Linked DNA regions of Homo sapiens: regions 1 and 2 are each linked to region 3. Evidence: chromatin loops called from intact Hi-C (ENCODE). Cell type or tissue: IMR-90. All regions are shown on one strand.

Region 1 (8,000 bases), 300 kb after region 3:
CTCACAAGACTTTTCTTTGGATCAGTATATAGGCCAAATCACAATATTTGCACAGGTAGTCTCAAGAAGTAATTATTTTTACCTTTCAAAGAGGCTCTTTTCTTGTTTGCTAAGATAAGAAACTTTCTTGTTCTTAGAATACATGTGAGTGAGTGCAGCACAGGGCATGTGTTGAGGCCTCACACAGTAGAAGCCTTCTTGGTCTCTGTTGTCCAGGTACTGGCACAATTCAGCATTTGTGTTTAGGATCAGGCCACATTCAGAGTGGACTTGGGAAGTGCCATTGACAAACTGGCCAGTGAAGATCACCCTGTCATAGCCTTGGTTCCTTGCACTCCAGAGAGCTGACACCCCTTCACTGGGGTGGATGAGCAGCAGAGACAGAGAGACCTGGCCCTCCCAGAACAGAGTGAAGCTGACCAGGTAGGTGCCGTTGTTGAAGTCAGTCACCTTTCCTGAAGCACCTGCCATCAGCGCTGGGGAAGACATCCTGGCCCTCAGGAAATCCCCGCCATATTGCTTCCTGCGTCCCAAGTGGTCCCTCACCTCCAGCAGGATGTGCAGCTGGTCTCCCCTGCAGTACGTATCTCGAGGGTTGAGGATGGTGGCTGTGCTATGTGTGGCGCTGGTGGTGGTGTTCACGTGGGTGAAAGGTCTGGGTGGGATCTGCTGATCTAGTTTCTCTATGATTTCCTTTATTCTGAGTTCAGTCTCTGTTAGTGGCTTTAATGATATCAGTGGTGTTTTAGGGAATAAGGACTTTGTGGAGTTGTTCCAGTAATGGAGGGAGATGGATAAGTTTAGAGCAGACCAAACCTGAAATGACAGCAAATGTGACATGAGATGGATAAATTTAGAGCATATCTGAACTGAAATGACAGGAAGTGTAACATGCTATGAAATTAACATGTTCCTAGTCATTTTTACTTATTGTGATTTTGAATATTGATTTACATACTATTATCAATATTATTTAAATTCTCCAATAAAAAGGCATAGAATGGAGATTGACTGACAGGAGAGACAGAGGGACAGGAAGTGAGCAAGATGGCGCAAAGGCAGGGCACCAGGAGGAAAGTCTGTTACTACTACGATAGGGGTGTTGGAAATTACTATTATGGACAAGCCCACCCAAGGAATCCTCACTGAATCTGCGTGACTCATAATTTGCTGCTCAACTATGGTTTCTACTGAAAAATGGAAACCCATCACCCTCACAAAGCCAATGCTGAGGAGATGACCAAGTACCACAGTGATGACTACATTAAATTCTTGTGCTCCATCTATCCAGATTACGTGTCTGAGCACAGCAAGCGGATGCAGAGATTCAACGTTAGTGAGGACTGTCCAGCATTTGATGGCCTGTTTGACTTCTGTCAGTTGTCTACTGGTGGCTCTGTGGCAAGTGCTGTGAAACTTAATGAGCAGCAGATGGACACTGCTGTGAATTGGGCTGGAGGCCTGCACCATGCAAAGAAGTTCAAGGCATCTGGCTTCTGTTATGTTAATGATACAATCTGGGCCACCTTGGAACTGCTAAAGTATCACCAGAGGGTGTTGTATGTTGACGTTGATATTCACCATGATGATGGCATGGAAGAGGCCTTCTATATTACAGGCTAGGCCAGGACTGTGTCCTTTCATAAATATGGAGAGTACTTCCCAGGAGATGGGGACTTATGGGTTATTGGGGCTGGCAAAGGCAGATATTATGCTATTAACTATCTGCTCCTAGATGGGATTGATGATGAGTCCTATGAGGCCATTTTCAAACTGGTCATGTCCAAAGTAATAGAGATGTTCCTGTCTAGTGTGGTGATCTTACAGCATGGCTCAGATGCCTTGTCTAGGGGTCACTTAGATTGCTTTAATCTGATCATCAAAGGGCATGCCAAGTGTGTGGAATCTGTCAAGAGTGTCAACCTGCCTATGTTATTGATGGCAGAAGGTGGTTACACCATTTATAATGTTGCTCAGTGCCCTGGAAATAAGAAAGAGCTGTGGCTCTGGATATGGAGATCCCTAATGAGCCTTCATACAATGATTACTTTGAATACTTTGGACCATATTTCAAGCCCTACATCAGTCCTTCCAATATGACTAACCAGAACACTAATGAGTACCTGGAGAAGATTAAACAGTGGCTGTTTGAGAACCTAGTAATGCAGGCCCATCCACCTGCAGTCCAAATGCAGGTGATTCTGAGGATGCTGTCCCTCAAGAGGGTGGCGATGAGAATGAAGAAGACCCTGACAAGCTCATCTCCATCCGTTTCTCTGACAGATGAATTACCTGTGAGGAAGAGTTCTTCGACTCTGATGAGGAGGGAGAGCGTGGCTGCAAGATCTCTCCCATCTTCAAAAAAGCCAAGAGGATTAAAACAGGATGAAAAAGAGAGACTCAGAGATGAAGAAATGTCACAGAAGAGGAGAAAAATGAAGGAGGAGAAGCCAGGAGCCAAAGAGGTCAAGGAGCAGGTCAAGCTGGCCTGAGGGAACCTCCCCTGCTCTGGCTTCCTGCCTAGTCCCCAATCTTTCTCTCCCAAACCCTCAGATTTTATGTCTTCTATTTCTCCAGGTATTCATATAAAATTTATTAAATATAAATAGTTCCAGGGACTAGACAGAAATTAAGACCCTGAGCCCAGGGCAGCTGTGCTGGGTGATCTCTTCTAGGAAATGCCTTGCCACCTATCCCTCTGCAGGTCTTAACTCTGAAGCATAAAAGGCGCCAGGTCTGGGTGAAGGGAATACTTTTGTGCAAACAGAAGACAAAATCCTGAAATGCCAAGTGCCTGCTTAGTAGCTTTGGAAAGGTGCCTTTATTGCACCTTCTAAAAGGGGTGTCTGGGTCTTCAAGGTTGCCCTGTTCTTTTCAGCTCCTAAGTAACATCAGCCATTTTTAGATTGGTTCCATTCTCATACCTTCTCACTGGCCTCAAGTGAGCCAAAAAACTCACACTGCCTGCCATCTGTCTTCCCCCAGTTCTGCAGGTGGAGGATGGTAGTCTAGTCTCCTGCCATCCTCCACCTGCAGAATTGGGGGAGTTTTGAGATACTATTTTTATTTTTGTGAGACTCTGTAATAAAATGGTATATTTCATTACTCCCTACCCCAAAGACAGAATGGTTGAGTAGATTTTAAAAAAACAAGACCTAACTCTATCCTTCTGCAAGAGATTCACTTCAGCTTTAAGGACACACATAGACTGAAAGTGAAGTAATGGAAAAAGATATTCCATGCAAATGGAAACCAAAAGAGAGCAGGAGTCACTATGCTTATATCAGATAAATTGGATTTAAGTCAAAAACTGTAAAAAGAGAAAAAGAAGGTCATTATGTAATAATAAAGAGATCAATTCATCAAGAGAAAATGACAAATATATGTACGTGTGTGTGTGTGTGTATATATATGTATATACATTCAACATTTAGAACACCTAAATATATAAAGGAAATGAAACAGGAACTAGAAAGAAATTATTTAGGTAGACAGTGAGGGTAAAGGAGTCCTTGGCAAGGCTTCCCTTTTTAACAAAAAGGAGCCCCCAAATCATTTCTTTTCTAACAAAGAGCAGCCTGAAAAATCAAGCTGCAAACATAGATAAGCCAGCTGAAAACTTGCATGGGTGAATGCTGGCGGCTGTGTCAATAGAAAAGGGCTACCTGAGGGCCAGGCATGTTCAACATGGAGGCTCCATCTTCCCTTTTCTTTGTCACCATGTGTACAGTAAAAAAGCAGGCAACATGGAGCTGGCCAGGTAGAGAACCCATCTGCATAATGAAAGATTAGAGTGGGACAGCCAGCTTCTTCATATGCTATGCAAATGGCACACCGAGTCCTAACCAGTTCTTTGTGTGCTATGCAAATGTTACACCTGGGGTGACCAATCTTTTTTGCCCTGTGTAAATCAGACACTACCTCCTCAAGCTCATCTATAAAATCTCCTGCACTTCACTGTGGACCAAAAGACCCACTTAAATCCCCTGTCTCTACAGAAGAGAGCTTTTCTCTTTCTTTTGCCTGTTAAACCTCTGCTCTTAAACTCACTCCTTGTATGTCCATGTCCTTGATTTCCTTGGAGAGAGACAATGAACCTCGGGTATTATCCCAGATGAAAAATGCCATTTCATTATGGGAGCCCACCTGGGATCCGAGGAAGATTCATAGAAGGGGGAGTATAGAAGTGGACCCCAACTCCTTCTTTTTATTTCAAGGCCTTCTGCTCTCCATTTAAAAATCAAACCAAATACTGGGCCCCCAATCAGCCATTTAAAAAGTTAGCGTGGCTACCAGCCTTACAAGACTCAGGGGACAGGCTTGCCAGGGAGAACTTAGCTAATCCCCCCATGTCCTCAGGGTGCTGGGAATGTTGGCTTTGTTTCTAATTGGTTTCCTTTTACAGAGAGCCTTGCTGTCATGTGGGGCTGGAAGAGGTTGAGAGGCACTGAAGGTTCCTTGCCAGGGAGACACCCTGGTGTTACCTGAAGGTTTCTGGACTAATTCCAGCCTCCAACAGCCTGATGGGTGATGGCAACAGGATCTGCAAGCTTTTTCTATTGCAAATTTTCTCCTTTCCTATCCGCAACTTCCATGTCTCCTATCCACTCTCTGTATGCAATGCTTTAAAAATTTTTACAGTTCGGTGAAGTAATCCTCTTAGGCAAGATAAGGAAATGCCATAATGCCTGGGAATATAGCTCATGGGATTGCCGTTTTTGTGATTTTCTAGGCACAGAGGTCCTCCTTCCCTCCCCACACCCCCTGTGAACATCTCTCTCTTTACCCTTGGTCTGGAGAGCACATGGTATTTCAAGGTCAACAGCATCACCTAGTGGAACGGGAACCCTATTCCATGAGGCATATTGTTGGCCCTTTGCGGAAACACTCTTAACTTCCTAATTCTCGCTTTTTTTGCCCCTCTACAAGAGACCAGGCTTTATGCTCCTTCTTTGAACAAGAAAACTCTGTCTTCAACAATGAGGGGAAAAAGGTCCTCCAAAACCAAATTTTAGTCTGAACATGGTCCCATCAGCAGGAAAACAACCATTTGGTTCCTACGTTCTTTTAAGGCACCTATTCTGCCTCCAATTAAAATGGTACTTAAATAGTAAGAGGAATTTAATTCCGGAAGTTAACCAGAGCCACTGCCTAAGAATAAATACTTTAGTACAGGACATAATAGCAAATTGTACAGCTCAAACCTGCATTCTCTATTAAAGGGCATTACCCAAATGTAACTGTAACGAAGTCTCTCTCAAGATCCATCTATTGGAGAGTCATGCAGATCACACAAGTCTAGAAAGTCAAAGGGAAATCACCAGCAAAGGACTAGAGTCACATGGGTGAGCATGACTAATCCCAATCCATTGGTTCCTCTGGTTTCATTGCTATGGGTTATGCTTGCATCAATGGATGGCACCTTAAAAGATGCCAGGGCTCAGGGCGCCAAGGAGGGAAAACAGTTGGGGGGATGCCCCCACTGTCTTCCCCTCCACCCTAGGCCTTTCCAAAGGAAACGAAGGTGACTAAAGGGACACCTTTTTTCTTGCTTCTCTTTCTAGATGAATAACAGACCATCTTTGGTCTGCACTCCTCTGGAGTGCTTTCTGAAGCACTGGGATTCCTTTGACCCTGAGACTGAAGAAAAAGTGGCTCATTTTCTTTTGCATAAGGGTGTGGCCTTCTTACCATCTTGAACCATCCTGGCCTGCAGAGGGGAGCCTTAATTTTAATACTATCCAACAATTAGATATTTTCTGTAGATGGGACAGCAAATGGTCAGAGGTCTCTTAGGTACAGGCTTTCTTTGCCCTGTGAGACAACCCAGAACTTTGCAAGCATTGCACAATCAGCTCAGCTCTTTCAGCAGTCATATCAGGAGGGCCCAAAGGGAATGATTCCCCAAAACTAGAGAAGCAACCTCCAGGGAACTATCTGAGGCAGCTATTGAGTGTCCAGGCCCTTCTTGTCCTCCCTCTCTGGGGCCCCCTCCAGCTGTGCCATCAGGTCCTTTAGCTCCACCATCTCCAAAACTCCCCACTCCCCTAGCTTCACTCTTATCCTTACAGGAAATGCTCAATGGAGGTGATGTCACTAGGGTTCCCTTCTTATTGCAGGATCTTAGACAAATAAAGGGAGACTTAGGCCAATTTTCTGATGACCCTGATAAGTATATAAAAGCTTTCCAAAATTTAACTCAGGTGTCTAACCTCTCATGGAGGGATGTTATGCTGCTCCTAAGCCAAACCCTAACTGCAGCTGAAAAACAGGCAGCTCTGCAGGCAGGGGAGAAATTCAAAGATGAGCAATATGTCTCCTATAGTAGGCCAAAAGGGAAAAAAGAATATAGAGAAAATGAAGAAATAGGGGAGCCATCATTCCCAATACGAAGAGAGGCACTACCTCTTGACAACCTTGTTTGGAACCCCAGTGACATCACAGATGAATAGAAAAGGAAACACTTTTTAATGTGCATATTGGGGGGCCTATGAAGAACTAAGGCCAAACCTCTTAACTACTCTAAACTGTCCATGGTAGACCAAAATCCAGGTAAGAATCCCACAGCCTTTATGGAAAGGCTGAAAGAAGCACTAATAAAACACACCTTCTTGTCCCCTGATTCAGTAGAGGGACAGCTCATCCTAAATGACAAGTTTATTACACAGGCAGCTCCCAATATTAGAAGGAAACTACAGAAGTAGGCTATAGGGCCAGATAGCATTTTGGAGAACCTCCTGAGGGTGGCCACCTTAGTCTTTTATAGTAGGGACCAGGAGGAGACCCAGGAAAAAGAGAGGAAACACAAGAGAAGGACTGAGGCTCTGGTAGCTGCTTTGCAGGCTTGCAAAGTCTGGGATCCCTGAGGTGCATCTGCGAGTTGCTATTGATGTGGGAAGTCAGAGGACTTTAAAAAGGATATCCAGGAAGCAAGAAGAAGCCACCTCGACCCTCTCTAGCCTGTGGTGGGGACCACTGGTGATCAGACTGCCCCCAGAGATGAAGGTCAACAGGTTCAGAACCAGTCTCAAAGATGGTCCAGCAGGACTGATGGGTCCTGGTGCTCAAGCCCTGGCTCCAGTGGCTCAAATTCCCATTACAGCACAGGAGGCCCAGGTAATTCTGGAAACTGAAGGAAGGAAGGTGGACCTCCTTCTGGACACCAGAGCCAGCCTCTTTTCTCCTCTATAATCGAGGCCTCCCCTTTTCCCATAGCATGAGGGGTGTGGGGTGTCTCATAAACACTCTGATATGTTTTTCTCAACCCCTTAGGTGCAGTTGGGGGGACATATTATTTACATGTGCCTTTTAAATCATGCCTGAAAGTCCCACTTCTTTATTAGGTAGAGACGTTCTAGCTTGCATGTGGGCCAGCATACTTATAGCCCCAGGAAAAACTCTTTTTCTCCTCTAGTGGAAGCTAATATCAATCCAGAAGTCTGGGCAACTCAAGGAAGAATAGGTTGAGTTGTAACCACTATGCCAGTCTGGATCTATCCTAATGATCCCACTTTTTTCCTAATCGGAGACAATATCCCCTAAAGCCAGAGGGTAAGAAAGGGCTAGAAGCCATTATTAATAACCTGAAGATGCAGGGCCTCCTTAAACCCTGTAACAGTCCCTACAACACCCCAATATTAGGAGCACAAAAACCCAATGCAGAATGGAGATTCATTAATGAGGCCATAGTCTCAATCCATCTGGTAGTACCTAATCCCTATACCTTGCTAATCCAAATGCCTGAGGGAACTAAATGGTTTACAGTCTTAGATTTAAAGGATGCCTTTTTCTGCATACTGTTACATCCTGACTCTCAATACCTGTTTGCCTTTGAAGAATGCTTCTGGCCAAACTGCCCAGTTAAAATGGATGGTGCTGCCTCAGGGATTTTGAGATAATCCCTCATTTGTTTGGACAGGCATTGTCAAAGGACCTCTCTGAGTTTTCCCATCCTCAGGTCAGGGTCTTGCAATATGTGGATGATATACTGCTCTGTGCCC
Region 2 (8,000 bases), 320 kb after region 3:
ATATATAATATACATTATTTATAATATATTATACTATATACATTATATATAATATATAATACTATATACAATATATGTTATAGATTATATATTATACTATATACAATATATGTTATATATAATATATATTATACTATATATATGTTATCTATAACATATACTATATATAATATATATTATACTATATATATGTTATCTATAACATATACTATATATAATATGTTATATACAATATATATTATGCTATATATTATATATTATACACTATTGAACATATCAATAAATGTAATTATAATATATAATATATATTATAAATAATATATAAATTATAGATTATATATAACATATATTATCCCATATGTAAATTATAGATTATACCACATATGATAATTATCTCATATACAAATTATAGATTATATCATTTATAATAATTATCTCATATATAAATTACAGATTCATATATAATAATTATCTCATATATAAATTATAGATTCATATATAATAATTTTCTCATATATAATAATTACAGAATCATATGTAATAATTATCTCATATATAATAATTACAGAATCACATATAATTATCTCATATATAATTAAAGAATCATATATAAGTATCTCATATATAATTACAGAATAATGTATAATAATTATCTCATATAATTACAGAATCATATATAATAATTATCTCATATAATTACAGAATCACATATAATTATCTCATATATAATTATAGAAACATAATTATCTAATATATAATTACAGAATCATATATAATAATCTAATATATAATTACAGAATCATAATTATCTCATATACAATTACAGAATCATATAATTATCTCATATATAATTACAGAATCATATATAATAATTCTCTCATATATAATACGGAACCGTATATAATAATTATTGTCTCATAGGTAACTATTATTACCTAGTGGATAATAATTATTGTCTTGTCTCATAGGTAACTACTATTATCTAGTGGATAATAATTATTGCCTTGTCTCCTAGGTAACTACTATTACCTGGTGGATGATAAGTATTGCCTCGTCTCCTAGGTAACTCCTATTACCTGGTGGATGATAAGTATTGCCTCGTCTCCTAGGTAACTCCTATTTCCTGGTGGATGATAAGTATTGCCTCGTCTCCTAGGTAACACCTATTACCTGGTGGGTGATAAGTATTGCCTCATCTCCTAGGTAACTCCTATTACCTGACGGATGATAAGTATTTCCTCATCTCCTAGGTAACACCTATTACCTGGTGGATGATAAGTATTGCCTCGTCTCCTAGGTAAATTCCATTACCTGGTGGATGATAAGTATTGCCTCGTCTCCTAGGTAACTCCTATTACCTGGTGGATGATAAGTATTGCCTCGTCTCCCAGGTAACTCCTGTAACTTGGTGGATGATAAGTATTGCCTCGTCTCCTAGGTAACTCCTATTACCTGGTGGATGATAAGTATTGCCTTGTCTCCTAGGTAACTCCTATTACCTGGTGGATGGCAAGTATTGCCTCGTCTCTTGGGTAACTCCTATTACCTGGGGGATGATAAGTATTGCCTCGTCTCCTAGTTAACTCCTATTACCCAGTGGATGATAAGTATTTCCTCGTCTCCTAGGTAACTACTGTTACCTGGAGGATAATAAGTATTGCCTCGTCTCCTAGGTAACTCCTATTAACTGGTGGATAATAAGTATTGCCTCCTCTCCTAGGTAACTAATATTATCTGGTGGTTAATAAGTATTGCCTCGTCTCCAAGGGTAACTGCTAATACCTGGTGGATAATAAGTATTGCCTCTTCTCCTAGGTAACTACTATTACCTGGTGGATAATAAGTATTGCCTCGTCTCCTAGGTAACTACCATTACGTGGTGGATAACAGTATTGCCTCATAGGTAACTACTGCTACCTGGTGGATAATAAGAATTGCCTCATAGGTAACTACTGTTATCTGCTGGATAATAAGTATTGCCTCATAGGTAACTACTGATACCTGCTGGAAAATAAGTATTGCCTCGCAGTTAACTACTGTTACCTGGTGGATAATAAGTATTGCCTTGTGGGTAACCACTGTTACCCGGTTTATAATAAGTGTTGACTCTTGGGTAACCAGTGTTACCTGCTAGATAATAAGTGTTGCCTCGTGGGTAACAATTCTTACCCTGTGGAAAATAAGTGTTGCTTCGTGGGTAACCACTGTTACCCAGTGGACAATAAGTGTTGCCTCGTGGGTAACCACTGTTACATGATGGATAGTAAGTATTGCCTCGTGGGTAACCATTGTTACCCGGTGGACACTAAGTATTGCCTTGTGGGTAACCACTGTTACCTGGTGGATAATAAGTGTTGCCTCTTGGGTAACCACTGTTACCTGGTAAATAATAAGTATTTCCTTGTGGATAACCACTGTTACCTGGTGGATGATAAATATTTCCTCATGGGTAACCACCATTACCCACCGGATACTAAGTATTGCCTTGTGGGTAACCGCTGTTACCCGGTGGATAATAAATATTGCCTCGTGGGTAACCACAGTTACCTGGTGGAGAATAAGTAATGCCTTGTGGGTAACCACTGTTACTCGGTGGATAATAAGTATTGCCTCATTGGTAACCACTGTTACCCAGTGGATAATAAGTGTTGCCTCGCGGGTAACCACTGTTACCTGGTGGATAATAATTGTTGCATTGTGGGTATCCACTGTTACCTGCTGGATAATAATTGTTGCCTCACGGGTAACCACTGTTACCCGGTGGATAATTAGTGTTGCCTCTAGGGTACCCACTGTTACCTGGTGGATAATAATTGTTGCCTCTAGGGTAACCACTGTTACCCAGTGGATAATAAGCATTGCCTCACAGGTAACCACTGTAACCCAGTGGATAATAAGTACTGCCTCGTGGGTAACCACTGTTACCCAGTGGATAATAAATATTGCCTCGTGGGTAACAGCTGTTACCCTGTGGAAGATAAGTGTTGCCTTGTGGGTAAGCACTGTTTCCCAGGGATAATAAGTGTTGCCTTGTGAGAAACCACTCTTACCCAGTGGATAATAAGTATTGCCTCGTGGGTAACTGCTGTTACCCACTGGATAATAAGTACAGCCTCGTGGGAAACCACTGTTACCTGGTGGATAATAAGTATTGACTTGTGGGTAACCACTCTTACCTGGTGGATAATAAGTATTGCCTCGTGGGTGACCACTGTTACCTGCTGCATAATAAGTATTGCCTATGGGTAACCACTGTTACCTGGTGGATAATAAGTATTGCCTCGTGCGTAACCACTGTTACCCACTGGATAACAACTGTTGCCTTTGGTAACCACAGTTACCCGGTGGATAATAAGTGTTGCCCCGTGGGTAACCACAGTTACCCGGTGGATAATGTGTTGCCTCATGGGTAACCACTGTTACCCGGTGGATAATAAGTATTGCCTCGTCGGTAACCACTGTTACCCGGTGGATAATAAGTGTTGCCTCGTGGGTAACCACAGTTAGCTGGTGGATAATACATGTTGCCTCATGTGTAACCATTGTTACCCTGTGGATAATACATGTTACCTAATGGGTAACCACTTTGCCCAGTGGATAATAAGTATTGCCCCTAGGGTAATCACTGTTAACCAGTGGATAATAAGTATTGCCTCTAGGGTTACCACTGTTACGCAGTGGAAAACAAGTATTGCCTCATGGGTAACCACTGTTACCTGGTGGATAATAAGTGTTGCCTCGTGCATAACCAATGTTACCCGGTTTATAATAAGTGTTGCCTCATGGGAAACCACTGTTACCTGGTGGATAATAAGTGTTGCCTCGTGGGTAACCATTGTTACCAGGTGGATACTAAGTATTGCCTCATGGGTAACCACTGTTACCAGGAGGATAATAAGGTCTGCCTCGTGGGTAACCACTGTTATGCACTGAATAATAAGTATTACCTCATGGGTAGCCACTGTTATCTGGTGGATAATAAGTATTGTCTCTAGGGTAACCACTGTTACCTGGTGGATAATAAGTATTGCCTTGTGGGTAATCACAGTTACCCGGTGGATAATACGTATTGCCTCATGGGTAACCACTGTTACCTGCTGGATAACAAGTGTTGCCTTTGGTAAGCACAGTTACCTGGTGGATAATAAATGTTGCCTCATGGGGAACCAGTGTTACCCAGTGGATAATAAGTGTTACCTTGTGGGTAACTACTGTTACCCAGTGGATACTTAGTGTTGCCTCATGGGTAACCACTGTTACCCGGTGGATAATAAGTATTGCCTCGTGGGTAACCAGTTTTACCTGGGAGATAATGTGTTGCCTCTAGGGTAACCACTGTTCCTTGGTGGATAATAAGTGTTGCCTCTAGGGTAACCACTGTTACCCTTTGGATAATAAGTGTTGCCTCATGGGGAACCACTGTTACCTGGTTTATTATAAGTATTTCCTTGTGGGTAACCACTGTTACCTGGTGGATAATAAGTGTTGCCTCGTGGGAAACCAGTGTTACTCGGTGGATAGTAAGTATTGCATCATGGGTCACCACTGTTACCCGGAGGGTAATAAGGACTGTCTCATGGGTAACCACTGCTACCTGCTGGATAATAAGTAGTACCACAGGGGTAACCACTATTATCCAGTCGATAATAGGTATTGCTTGTAGGGTAACCACTGTTACCCAGTCGATAATAAGTGTTGCCTCGTGGGTAATCACTGTTATGCAGTGGATAATAAGTATTGCCTCATGGGTAACCACTGTTACCCGGTGGATAATAAGTATTGTCTCATGGGTAACCACTGTTATCCTGTGGATAATAAGTGTTGCCTTGTGGGTAACCACTGTTTCCCAGTGGATAATCAGTATTGCCTCTAGAGTAATCACGGTTACCCAGTGGATAATAAGTATTGCCTCGTGGGTAACCACTGTTACCCTGTGGATAATAAGTATTGCCTCGTGAGTAACCACTGTTACCCGGTTTATAATAAGTGTTGCCTCTTGGGTAACCAGTATTACCCACTGGATAATCAGTGTTGCATCGTGGGTGACAATTCTTACCCTGTGGAAAATAAATGTTACCTCGTGTGTAACCACTGTTACCTGGTGGATAATACGTGTTGCCTCATGGGTAACCACTGTTGCCTGGTGGATAGTTAGTATTGCCTCGTGGGTCACCATTGTTAGCCCGTTGATACTAAGTATTGCCTCGTGGGTAACCACTGTTATCCGGTGGATAATAAGTGTTGCCTCTTGGGTAACCACTGTTACCTGGTGGATAATATGTATTTCCTCGTGGGAAACCACTGTTACCTGGTGGATGATAAATATTGCCTCATGGGTGAACACCATTACCGGCTGGATACTAAGTTTTGCCTGGTGGGTAACCACTGTTACCCGGTAGATAATAAGTATTGCCTCGTGGGTAACCACAGTTACCCAGTGGATAATAAGTCATGCCTCGTGAGTAACCAGTGTTACCCGGTGGATAAGTGTTGCCTCGCGGTTAACCACTCTTACACAGTGGATAATAAGTGTTGAGTTGCGGGTAACCACTGTTACTTGGTGGATAATAATTGTTGCCTCGTGGGTAACCACAGTTGCCCGGTGGATAATAAGTGTTGCCTCTAGGGTAACCACTGTTACACGGTGGAGAATAAGTGTTGCCTCTTCAGTAACCACTATTACCCATTGGATAATAAGTATTGCCTTGCAGGTAACCACTGTTACCTGGTGGATAGTAAGTACTGCCTCGTGGGTAACCACAGTTACCCAATGGATAATAAGTATTGCCTCATGTCTAACCACTGTTACCCAGTGGATAATAAGTGTTGCCTCGTGAGTCACCGCTGCTACCTGGTGGATAAATGTTGCCTCAGGGAAACCACTGTTACCTGCTGGATAATAAGTGTTTCCTCGGGGGTAACCACTGTTACCCTGTGTCTAATAAGTGTTGCCTCGTGGGTAACCACTGTTACCCAATGGATAATAAGTATTGCCTCATGGGTAACCAGAGTTACCCTGTGGATAATAAGTATTGCCTCGTGGGTAACCATGGTTACCCGGTGGATAATACGTGTTGCCTCATGGGTAACAACTGTTGCCCTGTGTATAAAAGTTTTGCCTTGTGGGTAACCACTGTTACCCAGTATTTAATAAGTGTTGCATCATGGGTAACCAGTGTTACTTGCTGGATAATAAGTGTTGCCACGTGGGTAACAACTCTTACCATGTGGATAATAAGTGTTGCCTCATGGGTAACCACTGTTACCTGGTAGATAATAAGTGTTGCCTCGCAGGAAAGCACTGTTACTCAGAGGATAGTAAGTATTGCCTTGTGGGTAATCAATGTTACCTGGTAGATGATAAGTGTTGCCTCGTGGGTAAGCACTGTTACCCGGTGGATAATAATTGTTGCATCGTGTGTATCCACTGATACCCACTGGATAATAATTGTTGCCTCTAGGGTAACCACTGTTACTTGGTGGATAATACTTGTTGCCTCGAGGGTAACCACTGTTACCCGGTGGATAATAAGCATTGCCTCCCAGGTAACCACTGTAACCAGGTGGATAATAAGTACTGCCTCGTGGGTAACCACTGTTACCCAATGGATAATAAGTACTGCCTCATGGATAACCACGGTTACCCTGTGGAAAATAAGTGTTGCCTCGTGGGTAAGCACTGTTACCTGGTGGATAATAAGTGTTGCCTTGTGGGTAACCACTCTTACCCGGTGGATACCAAGTATTGCCTCGTGGGTAACCACTGTTACCCAATGGATAAGTACTGCCTCGTGGGTAACCACTGTTACCCTGTGGAAAATAAGTGTTGCCTCGTGGGTAACCACTGTTGCCAGGTGGATAATAAGTGTTGCCTTGTGGGTAACCACTCTTACCTGGTGGATACTAAGTATTGCCTCGTGGGTAACCACTGTTATCCGGTGGATAATAAGTGTTGCCTCATGGGTAGCTACTGTTACCCGGTGGATAATAAGTATTGCCTCGTGGGTAACCACTGTTACCTGGTGGATGATAAATATTGCCTCATGGGTAGCCACCATTACCCACCAGATACTGAGTTTTGCTTCGTGGGTAACCACTCTTACCCAGTGGTTAATAAGTATTGCCTCATTGGTAACCACTGTTACCCGGTGGATAATAAGTATTGCCTCGTGGGTAACCACGGTTACCCTGTGTATAATAAGTAATGTCTCATTGGTAACCACCGTTACCCGGTGGATAATAAGTATTGCATCGCTGGTAACCACTGTTACCCTGTGGATAATAAGTGTTGCCTCTCTGGTAACCACTGTTACCCAATGGATAATAAGTGTTGCCTCTAGGGTAACCATTGTTACCTGGTGGATAATAAGTACTGCTTCGTGGGTAACCACTGTTACCCAATGGATAATGAGTATTGCCTCCTGGGTAACCACTGTTACCATGTGGATAATAAGTGTTGCCTCGTGGGTAGGCATGCTTACCCGATGGATAATAAGTGTGGCCTCGTGGGTAACGACTATTACCCAGTGGATAATAAGTATTTCCTCATGGGTAACCACTGTTACCCGGTGGATAATAAGTATTGCCTCATGGATAACCACTGTTACCCGGTGGACAATAAGTATTGCCTCGCGGGTAACCACAGTTACCTGATGGATAATAAGCATTGCCTGGTGGATTACCATGGTAACCCGATGGATAATAACTATTGCCTCGCGGGTAACCACTCTTACCCAGTGGATAATAAGTGTTGCCTCCTGGGTAACTACCATTAACCGGTGGATAATAAGTGTTGCCTCGTGGGTAACCACTGTTACACGGTGGATAATAGTTGTTGCCTCACAGGTAACCACTGTTACCTGGTAGATAATACATGTTGCCTCGTGGGTAGGCACTTTTCCCCGGTGGATAATAAGTCTTGCCTCATGGGTAACCACTGTTAACTGGTGAATAATAAGTGTTGTCTTGTGGGTAACCCGTTACCCCGTGGATAATAAGTA
Region 3 (8,000 bases):
GTGATGTGGTATGTAAGAGTTTTGGCTGACTTTATATATATGCATGAAATGAGTGGTTCTAAAGAGAGCTGGATAAGCTGTCTTCTTTCTTGATCCAACACAAACCATCTAACCCAGTCTGAGGCAGGGAGGAGGTACTTGGGGAAAGACTTTTTGAAGGAAGTAGCAGCACATTGGTGAGATGTAAAGGATATTTGAGGGTAAGCCACGTGAAGGAATGGGGTTGAGGGGTGAAGAGCAGGAATTCCCACATGCTGAGACCTGGAGAAGAAATAACATACTATGTTAGGTGAACTTCAAGAAAAGTGAAAGAACCTTAGATGTAATTGTGGCACTATCCCTAGAGGGCACTACTAAGGCTGTGGTAGAACAGGACAGTGCTCCAAGCCAGCAGAGAGGACCAGAGGTAACTGTTGATAGGCATGGGTGGTGGGCAGGTAAGTGATCGATTCATTCAACAAATATTTGTGGAGTACTCTGTAAAGCTCAGTGCTAAGCTCAGCATCAGAACCTTTGCCCAGGGTTGGTCCTCATGCTAAACATAGTTGCAACACGTAAGCCCTTGACCACATTCTGCCTCATGCACCTACTCTGCCTCTTTTTCTCTCCGTTAGTTCTGACATCGGTAGTTTTTACCTTACCCTTTACCCATTACTAAAAGAAGAAATATGTTGGCTGCTATGTTAGTCCATTTTGCAATGCCGTAAAGGAATACCTGAGACTGGGTAAATTTATAAAGAAAAGAGCTTTATTTGGCTCATGGTTCTGCAGGCTGTACAAGCATGGCGTTAACATCTGCTCAGTTTCTGTTGAGGCCTCAGGAAGCTTACAATCATGGCGGAAGGCAAGGGAGGAGCAGGCATTTCACACGGCGAGAGAGGGAGCAAGAGAGAGAGGAGGAGATGCCAGGCTTCTTTAAACGATCTGCTCTCTTGTGAAAGAGCTCACTCGTTACTGTGAGGATGGCACTAAGCCATTCATGAGGGATTTGCTCCCACGACTCAAACACCTACTACCAGGTCCCACCTCCCACATTAAGGATTACATTTCAACATGAGATTTGGAGGAGACAAATATCCAAATTATATCAGCTACATCAAGAATGTTCTCTTTGTACTTAGGTACAAAGGTTGTGGCACTGTCCCTAGAAGGCACTACTAATGTTCTGGGCACCTGGTGTGATAGAACAGGCCAGTGCTCCAAGCAGGCAGAGAGTACCAGAGGTGACTGTTGGTAGGGGTGGGAGGTGGACCTAATACTCATGTGTGTGTGTGTGTGTGTGTGTGTGTATTATGTGTGCATATGTGAGTGTGTGCACATGTATGTGTGGTGATTCAGGTAGTGGAGAGTGGCTAGATCTGTCAGTGGTGTCACCACATGGGTGATGAATGAGGTTGTATCCCAGGTGCTGGGGTCAGATCAGAAGTTGGATACCAGGAGAAGCTTGCAGCAGATGGGACCAGAGGCTGAGTGTTAACTCCTTCCAAGGGGAGCTCCAAGTGTACACAGGAGTGTGCAGCCAGAAAGCTGCTATGGGATGGGAAGGCATAAGGCAAAGAACAAGGCAGCCAGGCACATGTGCAGGGTTTCCAGGGCAGGTGCCCTACGCAAGACTGGGTTGCCTGGTGCTCCCCTTGCTGCATAAAGTAGGATGGACCAGCCTGGGCCACCCAGGACGAGGGTGTGTGTCCTGCGATAGGTTCTTCTAAGGACCTGGTGTTAGTTATGTGAACATTCACATTGGGAGACTATTGGCTCCTTTGATCCTCAAGTCACCATATACACGTGGGCCCAGTGTGAGTAGGTATTGCTATTGGCCTCACGGGAGAGAGGGTGATACTGACATGTACAAGGCGTGGCTAGTGACAGTGAAGAGCTTACAATTCACTGAATTTATTAAAAAACACACAGCGTGCTTTTATTAAGTCCCCACTGAGTAGGCATGGGACTCTACTACAAGGCAGAATTTGCTAATTCTAATACAAGGGGATGATGGGAAGCACAGAAGAGGGAGGGATTAGTTCCTGCTGGGGAACTGGAGAAGACTTCATGGAGGAAGCTGCAGCGAAGATGAATCTTAAAGGAGGGTGATGGTTGGAAAGGCATTCCTGCTAGAGGAAACAACACTGCTAAAAGCATGGTGCTGGGGTCAGATCAGGAGTTGGATACCAGAAGAAGCTTGCAGCAGATGGGACTAGAGGCTGAGTGTTAACCCCATCCAAGGGGAGTTTAGGAAGATGCTGGGTGAATGATGTGATGTTTCATTTGGCTCATTTGGCTCAAGGGTGGGCTCCCTATGCCAGAGCAGAAGGAGACAGTGCTAGGAAGGTAGCTCAGGCGTGGCTCTAGGAGCCCCTGCAATCAGACTTCACCAATAAGTATTCATATATCATTTGCCAGGTACTAAGAATGTGAGGATAACAATTTTTGCCCTCGCTGGGCTTGCAGACAGTAGTGGCAGCAGTTTATAGGAGGTGAGAGCGCACAGAAAGAAATGCCTAATTTGGGGGAGATAATGGAGTCTTTACAAAGAGGTAACATGTCCACACTGACTTTGAACTAACAGGAACTAGCAGGTTGCCAGGCAGGTGGTGAGATGAAGGTGGTGGTGGACTAGGGCGTCGAAGGTGTTTCAGGTGGAAGAAGCCACGTGACAAAGGTGGGGTCACGGAAGGATGCTGAGCGTGTTTGGGAAACCTCGATCAGGAAACATGTACTGAGAGTCTGCTATGTGCCAAGCCCCATTCTGCATTCTGAGGCCATGGAGAATGAGTCAGACAGGGAGGGCCCTGCTCTCATTCTAGTTGGGAAGGGAAGGGAAGGCAGACAATGAGAAAATAAACAAATAAAGATGAGGACATGATTTTCAGAATGGGAGAAGCCCTAAAAGTAGAAAGAATGGCACTGTGGAGAGTACCTGGGGCAGAGGGCTGGAGGGAGGGCTGAGTACAAGTGCCTGGGATAGACAGACCTGGGCTGGGCTCACACAGCCAGATGGTGGTGTGTGAGCCGGGAGCCCCTAGGGCAAGGGTGCTAAGCCCAGTAGTCACCCTTTCACTGGACCAGAGCTCTCCAAAGGTGGAGCAGAGAACACCTCTGAAAGCAGAATCTACAGGCAGACAGGAGCTGATCCTGCCTGTTGCACACCCTGTCTGCCCGCCCTGCCCCAGAGAATCCCCTTATTCATTTTCAAGCCCTTCCTTTTTCCCTTCCAGAGAAGGGTCTTAGGTACTCAGACCTTCAGGGGAAGGTACAGGCAGTGACTGGGGTGGGTGGTCCATTCTTGGGGACAAGGCAGGTCATCCTGCTGAATGTGTGTCTCTGCGATGTGCCCTTTGGGAAAAGGAGGAACAAGGACAGCAGGATGGCTGCAGGCACCTGACCAAGACCTGTTTTTGGATTATTTCCCTTGTCTTTCACTCTCTGGGCACAAGAGGGCAGCCAAGTCTTGAGCTTGGGGGCTGCAGGGCCAGTGGGGTGGGAGGGCTCTTCCCTCCTTTGCTTGTCCCCGGCCTGCTCATTTGCCGGCAGCCTGCACTCCTGTTCTCCCAGATCCTGACCACTGAATGAGGGAACCAGGAAGAGGAAGGCCGCAGCCAGCGCAGAGTGCCCTGACCTCCACCCGGCCATGTATTCTACATGTTGCCTCACCTCCACCACAGAAGCTGAGGCCCAGGAAAGCCAACCCAGACCTGCTGGCCCAGGGTCCCACTAGGGACGTAGGCTAGCCCATATGCTGCCTGGATGACAGACCGAGGGAGGGGCACACTAGCTGGCCTCTGGAGGAGAATTCTTCCAGCCTCTCTCTGCTGTAGTAAAAACCTCCTTAAAACCCACGAAGCTGGGGCAGTAGGACCAATTGCAGCAGATGGGGCACAATTAGCTCACTAGATCCGTTCAATGGCTATTAAGGCCAATCCGTGCGTTAGGGCCCATGCAAGTGGGAGGAATACAAAGATGAATGGGATTCAGGCTCTTCCAAAAAGCTTACCTTCTAGTGGACAAGTGGCCATTGGAGCATAATGTGGCAAGTTTAGTGAGAGAGAGATGTTCAGAGCACTGGGGAGTATAGAGGAGGTCCATTAACCTAGCCCTGGGGGTATGGTGGAGGGAGGTCAATGAAGTCTTCCTGGAATTCATGCCCAAGCTGACTATTAAAGATAAAAGAATTTAGACAAGCAAAGGGAGGGAGGGCTTTTCAGGCAAAGGGTCAGACAGTGTGAGCAAGAAATCAAAGTCAAGACACAACATGAGAGGGATTAGAAGTTCCAGTGTGTTTGAGAAAGTTCCAGTTTGGCACTGTTTACTGTTGCAACCATTTTAATAGATACACACTCCATGAGCTGGCTCTTGTCTCCCTCTTCAGCCAGTTGAAAGGGCTTCTTGAACAGGTTTGCACATTTCCACAGGGGCTTTGGAGAACTGAGTTTTTCTAGGCTAGGGACTACAGGATTAGGGGAAATTGGATGCCAAAAAAGAGAATTAGAGGCAGGGAAATTAGCTTTCTGGCAGGCCTTTTTCTCTGGGGGAATGTCTTCTTCACTGTGCCTGAACAAGTGACTCCTGTGCGAACTAGAGACTGATGAGGAAATTGACAAAGGAAGGTAAAGTGACTAAAGACTTCTGTGCCTGAAATGAAGTACACTCAAGAGGAATCCAGAGGTTAAGATCATAAACCCCAGCCTGGGCAATGTAGTGAGATCTCCACTCTACTAGAAATTAAAAACGCCAGGCATGGTGGCATGCACCTGAAGTCCCAGCTACTCAGGAGCCTGAGATGGGAGGATCGCTTGAGCCCAGGAGGTCAAGGCTGCAATGAGTTGTGATTGCACCACTGCACTCCAGCCTGGGCCACAGAGTGAGACCCTGTCTCAACAAACGAACAAACAAATACCCCAAAATTGTAAACAAATACAAAAACAATAAAAAAATTAGATTCCTGCTTGATAATTAGATTCCTGCCAAAGTGATCAGGTGGACAGACTGGAAGAAATATTTACAGTGAATAAAACCAACAGGGGACAGATATTTTCTAGAATATACAAGGAACTACTGCAAATCAACAATAGGAAAAAGTCTAAAGACAAAAAGGAGCAAGAATATGACCAGGAAATGTATAGAAGAGGAAACTCCAAAAGCTAGCAAGCATTTTGTGACAGAGATTGTCTAACTCCTCCCCAATTTGCATGTCCTTTTTTCAGCACACATCCAGGCTGTATTTCACAGCCCCCTTGCCTCAGGCCATGTGATGGAATTCTGACCCAAAGAATATTAACAGATTAATGTATGGCACTACTTAGGCTGTGTCCTCAAAACCCTCGCATTCCAATCTCCTCCGAGAGCTCTCTCCCCTCCTCTGAGGGCTAGATGAAGAGAATCCAATGGAAGGCTCTGGGGCCTTAGAGCCACACAATGGAAGAAGTCTGAGTGCCGAAAGGACCACTGGGGGAGTACCCTTCCCTTGCCTGCCATCATGGTCTGTGATGTGAAAACAAACATTTATTTTGTTAAGCCACTGAGGTTTGAGGTCTGTTACATCACTTAGCTTATCTCACTGATACTGATATGCATGTTTAGAAGTGCTCAAACTCATCAGAGAAAGTGTACAACTTCACTTATTCTCATTAGACTAGCAAAAATTAGTATAGCAGATCATTCTAAAAATTGATGGTAGGGATGGGAGTGGGTGTGCCGATACAGGGAACCTCATGCACTGCTGATGGGGGTGTAGACTGGTATAGCCTTGCTGGGGGCAATCTGGTGGTTCTTACTCAAATTAAATATGTGGATACCTTAGGATTCACCAGTTCTACTACTGGGAATGCCCCCCATAGGAATTCTCACACAGGTCTCTATATGAAGGAGACATGGATGTCTCTGGAATCATTGTGTTGGGGAGTTGGAAACAATCTGGGTATCTGCTCCTGGGGGTGTGGATAAATAAATGAGGGGTGCAAATCATGAAGAACGATGCAGTGGCATGAAGCAGTGGGTCACATACACACGTAATGTGATAGGGCTTTAATGCATAGTGAAAATGATGCAAATACAAATATATGCATACACAGCAGCAGCACACATTTTACCAAAATGCACATAAAGAATAGACATCAAACACCTTGGGATGGTTGTCTATGAAAGGGAAATGAGAGTGGAAAATAAAAGGGGAGGAAGAAAATATAATCATATGAGTGAATTTCCTTCCACTGTACAGATTCTCAGTTCATTCCGAAAGCTTTTTGACAAGAGATTGAAGACTGACAATCACAGCTGTTTTACTTCCGAGGCTTAGTTTTCTTTACAGAATCTTATTTCCATGAGGTTATTACGTCTATCCTCAATTTTTAAAAAAGCTTATATTCTGCCTTTGTTGCTTTTTTTTCAATTTAATAAGCATTTTCTTTTAACCACCTGACCTCATGCTTTTTCAAAAACTAAACTAAACAAAACAATAAAGGAAGAAGAGAATTACAAGATCCAATCTTAGTCCTAACATCTTTTACCCTGAACATAAAACGATTTGCTTTTTACATAGGTAATAAACAGAGGGAGAAGAGTGAACTTCATAATCTTGATATTTGTATAGCATTAGTAGTGATAGGACAGATGTCCTAAATAGGTATCGTACCGTTACAGTAATTAGTAGGAAGCAAAGAAAAATCAATGGAACAGAGCAGATAGCCCTAAATCAGGTCCCAGTAAGTTTTGTAAGTAAGCATGTGACAAAGGAGCAACAAGCCGAGGAGGAAAGGAAACAAAGCAAAATAGTGCAGATAGCACAGAAGCCACTCAGGTTTTCAGCTTTTGCCAGCAGGATATTAGGGAGGCTCCACCCTGATTTCCAGCCTCTCTGTGCCAGGCAGATGTGGATCTCCAGCAAGCTGGCCACCTGCCACAGCAACACTGCTGGTACCTGGCTCTGCCAAAGGCCCTATCACCCTGGATGCCATCTGCCTGCAATTTACAAACTGTATAGGAGGGGTAGGTCAGGCCTGGACACCTCGTGGCTGGACTATGGAAACTGGTCCTGGCTGAGGCTCAGGAATTGCTTTCCTTTCCAAGTAGTCCTCAACCACCTTCACCCCAACATGGTTTTTTTTGTTTGTTTGTTTTTGTTTTTTGTTGCTGTTGTTTTTCTTGAGATGGAGTCTTGTCCAGGCTGGAGTGCAGTGGTGCTATCTTGGCTCACTGCAACCTCCGCCTCCTGGGTTCAAGCAATTCTCCTGCCTCAGCCTCCCAAGTAGCTGGGACTACAGGCATGTGCCACCACACCCGACTGATTTTTGTATTTTTAGTAGAGACGGGGTTTCACCGTGTTAGCCAGGATGGTCTCGATCTCCTGACCTTGTGATATGCCCACCTTGGCCTCCCAAAGTGCTGAGATGACAGGCGTGAGCCACTGCACCCGGCCATCTTTTTTTTTTTTTTTTTTTTTTTTGAGCAGAGTATTGCTCTGTCACCCAGGCTGGGGTGCAGTGGTGTAGTCTCTGCTAACTGCAACCTCCACCTTCTGGGTTCAAGTGATTCTCCTGCCTCAGCCTCCCAAGTAGCTGGGATTACAGGTGCATACCACCATGACGGGCTAATTTTTGTATTTTCAGTAGAGACAGTTTCATCATGTTGGCGAGGCTGGTCTTGAACTCCTGATCCGCCCACCTCAACCTCCAAAAGTGCTGGGATTACAGGTGTGAGCGACTGTGCCTGGCCCCAACATGTCTTTTCTCCCATCACGCTTCTTCTTCCTTTAGCCAAGAAGCTTGCCACCTTACACCCTTCCTCTCCCTCCCTCCTTGGCATCCTTCTCAAAGCTTTCTGTAACCTGAACAATGGATTTAGAAGCCAGTGAAAATATTTGAGACGCTGGAGTATTGATAACCAGATAATTAGATAACTAGAGTTTCTGGCTGAATCAGTGTCTTTGTGGCTATGGATTTTCAACCCAAAGCTCTACGAGAGGGCACACTGTGAGAACCAGGCAGAAGGCAGCCCTCTGCGTACAT

What was found. Peaks named below come from ENCODE experiments on the same cell type or tissue, not always from the same donor. Only the 100,000 strongest peaks of a DNase experiment are listed, where the experiment ranks them.
Region 1: a loop joins it to region 3, with 17 times the contacts of the local background. A loop is called at or near these places in 6 of 110 quality-filtered maps.
Region 2: it touches region 3 in a loop (5-fold over the local background); 5 of 110 quality-filtered maps call a loop at or near these places.

What each region holds. Positions count from the first base shown.
Region 1 is chr11:114,582,206-114,590,205 of GRCh38, forward strand. It overlaps NXPE4 (neurexophilin and PC-esterase domain family member 4), which reads right to left. Exons shown (of 6, transcript NM_001077639.2): 3 at 83-816. It also overlaps a transcript of NXPE2 not described here and the pseudogene LOC100132172. Among named protein-coding and RNA genes, the nearest start is that of NXPE4, 9.6 kb to the right of the region's middle. In IMR-90, a CTCF peak has its summit at 4,836; no DNase peak of the experiment used is centred here.
Region 2 is chr11:114,602,143-114,610,142 of GRCh38, forward strand. It overlaps a transcript of NXPE2 not described here and a transcript of NXPE4 not described here. Among named protein-coding and RNA genes, the nearest start is that of NXPE4, 10 kb to the left of the region's middle. RefSeq lists an enhancer at 844-2,043 and a silencer at 2,187-2,236. In IMR-90, a CTCF peak has its summit at 4,589 (motif pointing left); no DNase peak of the experiment used is centred here.
Region 3 is chr11:114,277,351-114,285,350 of GRCh38, forward strand. It overlaps a transcript of NNMT not described here. Among named protein-coding and RNA genes, the nearest start is that of NNMT, 15 kb to the right of the region's middle. In IMR-90, a CTCF peak has its summit at 3,436 (motif pointing right); DNase peaks (open chromatin) are centred at 2,771 and 3,471; H3K27ac peaks cover 251 bases.